Regions from separate parts of the Homo sapiens genome. Here region 2 is linked to region 1. Evidence: read pairs that join two places in POLR2A ChIA-PET (ENCODE). Cell type or tissue: MCF 10A. All regions are shown on one strand. Each heading gives the region's core, and the rest is flanking DNA. Links, peaks and the distances in the headings are about the cores only. Region 1 has its middle 24 kb from the start of ATOX1-AS1. Region 2 overlaps SPARC (secreted protein acidic and cysteine rich).

Region 1 (4,394 bases), core at 140-4,139:
TTTTGCAATAAATAGTTCAGACAGACCTCTGTTAATAAACAAAATGTGTGTGTGTGTGTGTGTGTGTATATATATATATATATATATATATATATATATATATATATATATGATTGAATCATATATATAATTGAAACCCAGTCCTATTCCTCATTCTCCCATACAAAAAGAAGTAAACAATACCTTACATTTGGAGTTTATCATTCCTATACATATTTTTTACTTTTAACACATATGTATGCCTCCCCAAATGATATATTTAGATTTTAAATTCTGACTGCTATATTGCCTGATGTATAAATACAGTGTGATATAATTACTGCTTTTATCTTTTCAGTCTCCTTTGGATGGATATTTGGGTTTTTTTTTTTTACAATTTTACATGTATGACTTTTTTTTTTTTTTTTGAGACAGACGCTTGCTGTGTCACCCAGGCTGGAGTGCAATGGCACAGTCTTGGCTCACTGCAGCCTCTGCCTCGCAGGTTCAAGAGATTCTTATGCCTCAGCCTCTCGAGTAGCTGGGATTACAGGCGTGTGCCACCACACCCAGCTAATTTTTGTAGTTTTAGTAGAGATGGAGTTTCACCATGTTGACCAGGCTGGTCTCGAACTCCTGGCCTCAAGTGATCCACCCATCTCAGCCTCTCAAAGTGCTGGGATTACAGGCGTGAGCCACCATTCTCAGCCTACATGTATGACTTTTGTGATTAAAAAAATAATGGGTGCAACAATAATCATCAATGTCTGCTAAAACCATGAGTTGAAGAGCTGATGGGGAGTTTATAATGGATGGACTAGGCTGACAACATCTGAATCCATCCATCCATCTTGATATTACACACAGAAAGACAAGCAGATATTATGTGCTGCCTGATATGATATAAGAGGATTTCATAGCACCGTCTATGAAAGATTGTCAGCAAAAAATCAAAGGTGGTTCTGATGAAGTATAAACCTAACCACCATTTTACAGGAACTTGAGGGGACTAAGGAACACATTGCATTATGGGGTGCACTCAGTAAAATCCAGAATTACAGAAGACCCTCCTGCACAGAAGACCCAACTTCCTCAACAGATAATTTGCGGAGAAAAACAAAAAAGGGCAGGAGTAGGGTTGCTACAGACTGAAAGACTTAAGAAACATCAATCAAATGCAATGTATGGACTTTGTTTGCATCCTGATTTGAACAAACCAAGGGCTTAAGAAAAGAATAAATAAATAACAATAGAGGAAATTTGAGCACTGGATATTTTATGATATTAAGAAATTTGTATTAACTTTTAGGTGTCATGATGGATAGGTTTTTTTTTTAAATCCTATCTCTCAGAAGAAATACAATAATACAAAAATTAGCCGGGTGTGGTGGTGTGTGCCAGTAGCCCCTGCTACTCAGGAGGTTGAGGCAAGAGAATTGCTTGAACTCAGAAGGCAGAGGTTGCAGTCAGCCAAGGTTGCGCCACTGCACTCCAGCCTGAGCAACAGAGCAAGACTCCATCTCAAAAAAAAAAAAAAAAAGAAAGAAAGAAAAGAAAAGAAAAAAGAAATACAATAATAAAATTAAATGATGCTGGTGTTTGTTTCAGAATAACCCTGTGTGGGGTGGGGGCGGGCAGTGGAAGATGCACCGAAACCGGCTATGACTTGGTAATTCTTGAAGCTGGGAGATGAGTGTATGGGGTTCATGATATTATTCACTTTACTTTCAGATATTTTTGGAAACTTCCATAATAAAATATTTAAATAAAATCCAGCTAGTTAATTTCTTTTTTTTTTTTTTTTTGAGATGGAGTTTCACTCTTTGTTGCCCAGGCTGGAGTGCAGTGATGTGATCTTGGCTCACTGCATCCTCTGCTTCCCGGGTTCAAGCTATTCTCCTGTCTCAGCCTCTGGAGTAGCTGGGATTATAGGCACATGCCACCATGCCCGGCTAATTTTTGTATTTTTAGTAGAGACAGGGTTTCACCATGTTGGCCAGGCTGGTCTTGAATTCTTGACCTCAGGTGATCCACCGCCGCGGCCTCCCAAAGTGCTGGGATTACAGGCATGAGCCACCGTGACTGGCCTCAACTAGTTAATTTCAACAAATAAGAGGTGTAGTCTTGGTAGGAAGATGCCAGGGGTTGGAGCCCCACTCTCAGTTCCTCCCTTTTCCCTGAGGTACCTGCACAGAGCCTTAGGTCTCTGTAGAACAGTTTGAAATCACTGATCTAGACCATGGATTATTGGGGGAACCAGCCCCCAATATTTCAATTTCGGTTCTTTATATTTTCCCTAAGTGTCGGCCAGTCTGAGAAATAAAGAGAAAGAGTACAAAGAGAGAAATTTTACAGCTGGGCCTCCGGGGGTGTCATCGCATATTGGTAGGACTGTGATGGCAACCCCAAGCCACAAAACCAGCAAGTTTTTATTAGGGATTTTAAAAGGGGAGGGGATGTACGAACAGGGAGTAGGTCACAAGGATCACATGCTTCAAAGGGCAATAAAAGATCACAAGGCAAGGGCAAAATTAGAATTACTGATGAGAGTCTGTGTCCCGCTGTGCATGCATTGTCTTGATAAACATCTTAACAGGAAACAGAGTTCGAGAGCAGACAACTGGTCTGACTAGAATTCACCAGGCTGGAATTTCCCAGTCCTAGCAAGCCTGAGGGCACTGCAGGAGACCAGGGCATATTTCAGTCCTTATCTCTACCGCATAAGACAGACATTCCCAGAGCGGCCATTCATAGACCTCCCCCAGGAATGCATTCCTTCCCCAGGGCTATCAATTATTAATATTCCTTGTTGGGAAAAGAATTCAGCGATATTTCTCCTACTTGCACATCCATCTATAGGCTTTCTGTGAGAAGAAAAATATGGCTCTATTCTGCCCAACCCCGCAGGCAGTCAGACCTTATGGTTATCTCCCTTGTTCCCTGAAAATTGCTGTTATTCTGTTCTTTTTCAGGGTGCACTGATTTCATATTGTTCAAACACATATGCTTTACAAACAATTTGTACAGTTAACGCAGTCATCACAGGGTCCTGAAGTGACATGCATCCTCAGCTTATGAAGATGACAGGATTAAGAGATTAAAGTAAAGACAAGCATAGGAAATCACAAGGGTATTGATTGGGGAAGTGATAAATGTCCATGAAATCTTCACACTTTATGTTCCGAGACTGCAGTAAAAACAGGCGTAAGAAATTATAAAAGTATTAATTTTGGGAACTGATAAATGTCCATTAAATCTTCACAATTTATGTTCTTCTGCCGCGGCTTCAGCCGGTCTCTCCATTCAGGGTCTGTGACTTCCCGCAACAATGGACAGACAATTTTCTTCTGAAAAGGGCAAAATAGTAAACAGTCTAGGCTATGTGGGCCAAATGGTCTTCGTTGCCATTCTCCAACTCAGCTGTTATAGTGTGGAAGCAGCCATAGATAATACAAAAATGAATATGACTGTGTTTCAATAAAACTTTATTTACAAAAACAGATGGTGGCTTGATTTGGCCTGCAGGCTGTCGTGTGCCAATCTTTGATCTAGACCAACCCCTTCATTTGTTTTATTATTATTATTATTATTATTGAGACAAGGTCTCAGTCTGTCACCCAGGCTGAGTGCCGTGGTGTGATCATAGCTTCCTGCAGCCCCAGTCTCCTGGGTTCAAGCAATCCTCTCACCTCAGCCTCCTGAGTAGCTAGGACTACAGGCAGGTGCCACCACCTGGCTAATTTTTAAAATTTTTTTAGAGTTGGGGTCTCACTATGTTGCCCAGGCTGGTCTTGAACTCCTGGCCTCAAGCAATCCTTCTGCCTTGGCCTCCTAAAGTGTTGGGATTACAGGCATCAGCCATCATGTCCAGCCTAACCCCTTCCTTTTAAAGTTGTGGAAACTGAGACCCAGGCGGTTAAAGTGGCTCAAGATCACACACACAAACACACACACACACACACACACACACACACACACACACACACACACCAAAAAAACCAGGACCTTGTGAAAGCAACTGCTGCAGATCCCAATCTTGACTTTAGGCCTGCGTATCTTGGTATTATGGGCAAATGAAAGCAAGCATATGGCAGGTGGGTGGAAGAAATCAGGGAAGCACAAGCTTATGTATCAGTTAGTGTTAGGTTCAGCTGTATGTATATACCAGTAAGCTCAAAGTAACAGTAGCTGTAACAAAAATGAAGATTATTTCATTCTCACATAGAAACAAAATCTGGAAATAGTTTAAGGCTCATGTATAGAATCCATCATCTTCTAGCTAAGTGCCATGGTGCATACCTGTAGTCTCAGCTACTCTAAAGGCTGAGGCAGGAGGATCACTTGAGCCCAAGAGTTTGAGGTTGCAGTGAGCTATGCCCTCAGCACTGCACTTTGGCCTGGGCAACAGAGTGAGA
Region 2 (4,394 bases), core at 395-4,394, 58 kb before region 1:
TCTTGCTGCCCAGGGACTTCCTACCCATGCTTCTTCCCCCAACCCTCCTTTTCTACTCTGTACCTTCTCAATTTCATACCTGGGGTCCCACGAGGAGAACTTTGTTTCCCACCCCCTACATACTTTTCTGCACCCTGTACACCTGAGGTAGGTGAGTGGCTCTCCTCATTGCCATCGGGTGCCAGAATACACAAGACCCACAGTGTGGATGTTGCCTTGGAGGGGGAGCAGGTGTGGTCTTGGGGGTCTCCCATGATAGGGAGGATACTGAACAAGGCACTTGGCCCCACTGAGTTTGCAGCTGGGGTCACTAACCAAAGATCAGACCACACCCTGGCATCCCTCCCCAGACAACTGACTCCCAGGTTTCCAGAAGAGGGTGCTTATCCTCTCTCTTCGGAGGGCAGATAGGAATGTAATGGAGTAAAAGGGTGAAGATATGACAGTACCAAGTAACAGGGCCCAAAGCAAACCGACAGGCATGCCCTTATTTTAAAGCATTCAAAATCAGATATTTTCAAAATATTTTGTAGGCCCAGGTCAAACATCATTTTTGCTTTACAGTGTTGAAGCAAGAAAGATTCAACTTAGCCTGAGAGAAGAAATTCTTCCTCATTAGAGAAATGAAATGCAGTTGTCTCAGATGCTAGTGAGAGACTCCAGAAATCTTCCCTGATGTTGACCTTCCATAATCGCTCAGTCCTTCCCCAGAAAGTGCCCTGAACTCAGAGTTGAGAGGAGCCAACTCATAGACAATTACCTCATTTTATAAATGGGGATGCCGAGACTCAGAAAGGGAGAGAGATTTGCCCAAGATCACCCAGCATGGGGGTGGCAGAGACAGCATCAGTGCCAGCTCAGAGCTCTCTCCCCAAGACAGGAGTCTGGAAGGGCCCAAGGACACTCACATTTGCAAGGCCCGATGTAGTCCAGGTGGAGCTTGTGGCCCTTCTTGGTGCCCTCCAGGGTGCACTTTGTGGCAAAGAAGTGGCAGGAAGAGTCGAAGGTCTTGTTGTCATTGCTGCACACCTGTTGGCAAAGCACAGAGTACCCCCTCCTTCATTCCCAAAGCCCTTCGCTGATACCAATATCCTTGTCCATTTCAGAGATGGGGACACTGAGGGTTAAGCAAGGAATGTCATTAGCCTGAGGTCATATAGTGAGTTAGTGATAGGGCTGGGCCACAAATCCACTTTTTGGGTTCCCAGGTCAATGCTCAGCCCAGGCTGAGAGCCATCGATGGTCTCTGAGCAGAGGCATGACTGAGTCAGTTCTGAGATATAGGGAAAAAAATCCTGGAAGATATTTGAAGAGAAAGTTAAAGACAGGAATGGGAGAGAAACAAGAGTGTTCAAAGAAGAGTTAACATAGCAGGCCTGGAATTGTTATCCTTAGAAAAGGCCTGCTTGTAAGGTCAGCCTGTGGCTGGTGTCTGGGAACTTAGCTGGGAAACAGTTCTCTGCACTGTTGTAAATCTTTCCCTAACTGATAAGAGTGGCTCGCTATGCCTGGACTGTTTGTACAAACAATCTGGTTTATGCTGAACATCTGCTTTCCTTCTGGAAGTGTGAAATTCTGGTGCATGCTAGGCAAAGGGTACCTATGTGACCAGCCTCCAATTAAAACTTTGGGTGCTGAGTCTCTAATGAACTTCCCTGGAAAGAAACATCACTCACATGTGGCTGCCTCTTTGTAGCTGGGGTAAGAATGCACTCTGATGACCCCTCTTGGGAGTCAGTCAGTCTCCACCCAGATTCCTCCAGACTCTGCTAGTGTCTTTTTCCCTTACGATCCAGCTGTATATCCTGAATATGTCGCTGTACTAAACCTTAGGTGTGAGTACAACTGTATGCTGAGCCAATGGAGTCCTAGTCGATCTCTGAACATAGGGGTGGCCAAGCAGAGATGTTGAGGGCTGGACATGCAGTGGCCGTAAGTAGCTGTGTTAGGAGGAGGGGAGCCTGTGTTGAACATCCTGTCCGTACTTATTTAGTATAGCTTATATGTCACTGCAGAGGGAGAACTGATGGGCACTGGTGACTGGGCACTGGGAGTGGGGAGGGGTGAGGAGGAGGAAAATGTTAACAATGATATTAAAATGTGGAGCCCAGAGGCTATGTAGTCTCTGGAGAAACTGAAGATGGAGAAGCCAGATGGGAGGCTGTAGGAATAGTGCTGGCCCTAGATTTGCTGCCATGAGCTAGACTGCCACTAGCATGATGGTAGGCAGGAGCAGGCACTCAAAAAATATTTACTTGGACGGATGGATGGATCCTATTGGAGAGAAGGGACATATTTGAGAGATAATTTAAAATTAAGTAGCATTTATTGGATACTTGTTATGTACCAAACATTTCTGACACATCTCCACAACAGATCTATGAGTTAAGGACTATTTTTATCCTCTCTTTGGATGTGAGAAAACTGAGACCTGAAAAGGTTCGGCAACTTAGCTTAAATCTCACACCTAATAAGTGATGGAGATGAGGTTTGAAGTCAACCTTCAGTTTGGCCCCAGAACCCGTATTTTTGGACCTGATTCTTTGCTGATGCTGTTATACTCTTAGCTCTAAGAGTCTGGCACAGGGCTTGGAACCTGATGGTGCTGTTTAAAGTCTTGCTGGTTGCTGAAAAGATCCAGTGCCAGGCAGAGCACTCTGACTCATCCCCTCTTTCCTGCTGGGACTAGGTCTAGCAAGGGGACTTCTGAGACTGGCACTGCCCCATAGAACCACCAAGCCAACAGTTTCCTGAGCAGACATCCTGTATTCCGAAGTGCCCAATCCCTTCCCCCTGCCCCTGTCTCTCAGCCCTCACCTTCTCAAACTCGCCAATGGGGGCTGGGCAGCTGGTGGGGTCCTGGCACACGCACATGGGGGTGTTGTTCTCATCCAGCTCGCACACCTTGCCGTGTTTGCAGTGGTGGTTCTGGCAGGGATCTGTAGGGCAGAAAGACAAGGGAGTTAGCATCACCTGGACTAGCACATCCACCCCCATCCTACCTGGACAGATCTCAGGGCTGACAGTCCTTGACTGTGGCCCCCACTCTGGGCTTTGGACAGCCCTGAGTCCTGCCTGCTCTTGCACTGAGCCTCACAGTCAACATTTAGGGCAGCAGCTGGTTCAGCCTGGGGATTAGAGGTTTAGCTTGAGATAGAGGTCAGGCACTTCTGGGGGGCTGGAGGCTCAGTCTGGGACCCAGAAACACTAGATACCATATGGCTTTCCTGAAGATTGAAGCAACCATTGTGTTCCTGGGTCTCCATTGAACAATCACAGTGGGGCATTTCTGGATTCCAGAATAAGCTTTCTAGAATGGCTTAGAAAGTCAGCTGTTGACACTGAGCCAGGGAGCTGAGGCCCAACAAAACAGACTTAAGTGGCAGTAAAGGAAAAGGGAGAAGAGCCTCAAAGTCCATGCTGGACAATAGAGCCTGGTAAACACCGGATGAGGTGGGCGTGGAGGCGGGAAGGAACATGACTCAGTAGATGTCCCTCTGTTCAACAGAAACCCTGTGCCCAGCTAGATCAAATACCATTAGCTATCCCCTCAGGATGAGAGCTTAATGTGGCCTTTTCCTCGCAATGCTTTATTTTGGGTGTTTTAATAATCCTTTAGCGGATGCCTACTCAGCTTGTCTGAAAACTTCCCGGCAGCCCTGGGACAAGGGTCTGCCATCTTCATCAGCCCCATATGAGAGATGAGAAACTGAGGCTCCGAGATGCTAAGCAAGCTGGCGTGGAGAAGCCTAGGTTCAAAGCTTGGTTGGACCGCTTCCAAAGTCCTTGCTCTTAACCCCTTGAGTACAAATGCTTTGCACCTAGGGCTGGAGCCAGAGCCCCTAGGTCATTTCTCTCCCAGGGCACTAACGCATGGATAGCATGGTACGGATTATGTCAGGTTGCATTTCCTCAGGACCTCGTTTCCTTGGACTGTGTGAAATAGAATGAGCTTATGAGTGTGCAAGTTCCTGATCTCTTCTCTCAGTTCTACTTCTCTGTGGGGCACGGGCTGATACAGAAGCAATGGGAGATTTCGGTGACCAGATGTGATCAGCGACCTCCGTGGGACTGGGAAACTCAGCTTTGGACTCAGGGCAAAGAGCTATGAGGGGAGAAGCCCATTTCCAGCTGGAGAACTCTCCTTCCTACCACACACATGGATGGCCTGGAAACCGATCTTGCCCAGATCCCAGGGGACTGAGTGCCACAGTTTCCCACTTGTTAAGTCAAAGCCGTGTTTCCTTCATAGCCCACTGAGGACCCCACCCTGCATTTCTGCTGGAAGGAGCCTCATGTAGGCTGTCCTCGTGCCCCAGGCCCAGGCAGCCAAGGGCAGCTTGGATGTGCCAAGTTACAGGGAAGGGACATACTTTCCGCCACCACCTCCTCTT

The links. ChIA-PET counts read pairs that join two places held together with the same protein. Peaks named below come from ENCODE experiments on the same cell type or tissue, not always from the same donor. Only the 100,000 strongest peaks of a DNase experiment are listed, where the experiment ranks them.
Region 2: POLR2A ChIA-PET joins it to region 1 with 5 read pairs; 13 of 35 experiments call an interaction of 5 or more read pairs at or near these places.

Annotation. Positions count from the first base shown.
Region 1 is chr5:151,727,152-151,731,545 of GRCh38, forward strand. No RefSeq gene overlaps it. Among named protein-coding and RNA genes, the nearest start is that of ATOX1-AS1, 24 kb to the right of the region's middle. RefSeq lists an enhancer at 2,290-2,826. In MCF 10A, for the core only: no CTCF peak of the experiment used is centred there; no DNase peak of the experiment used is centred there.
Region 2 is chr5:151,668,756-151,673,149 of GRCh38, forward strand. SPARC (secreted protein acidic and cysteine rich) reads right to left here. Exons shown (of 10, transcript NM_003118.4): 4 at 4,374-4,394; 5 at 2,818-2,939; 6 at 909-1,029. Among named protein-coding and RNA genes, the nearest start is that of CLMAT3, 6.0 kb to the right of the region's middle. In MCF 10A, for the core only: no CTCF peak of the experiment used is centred there; DNase peaks (open chromatin) are centred at 2,676 and 3,446.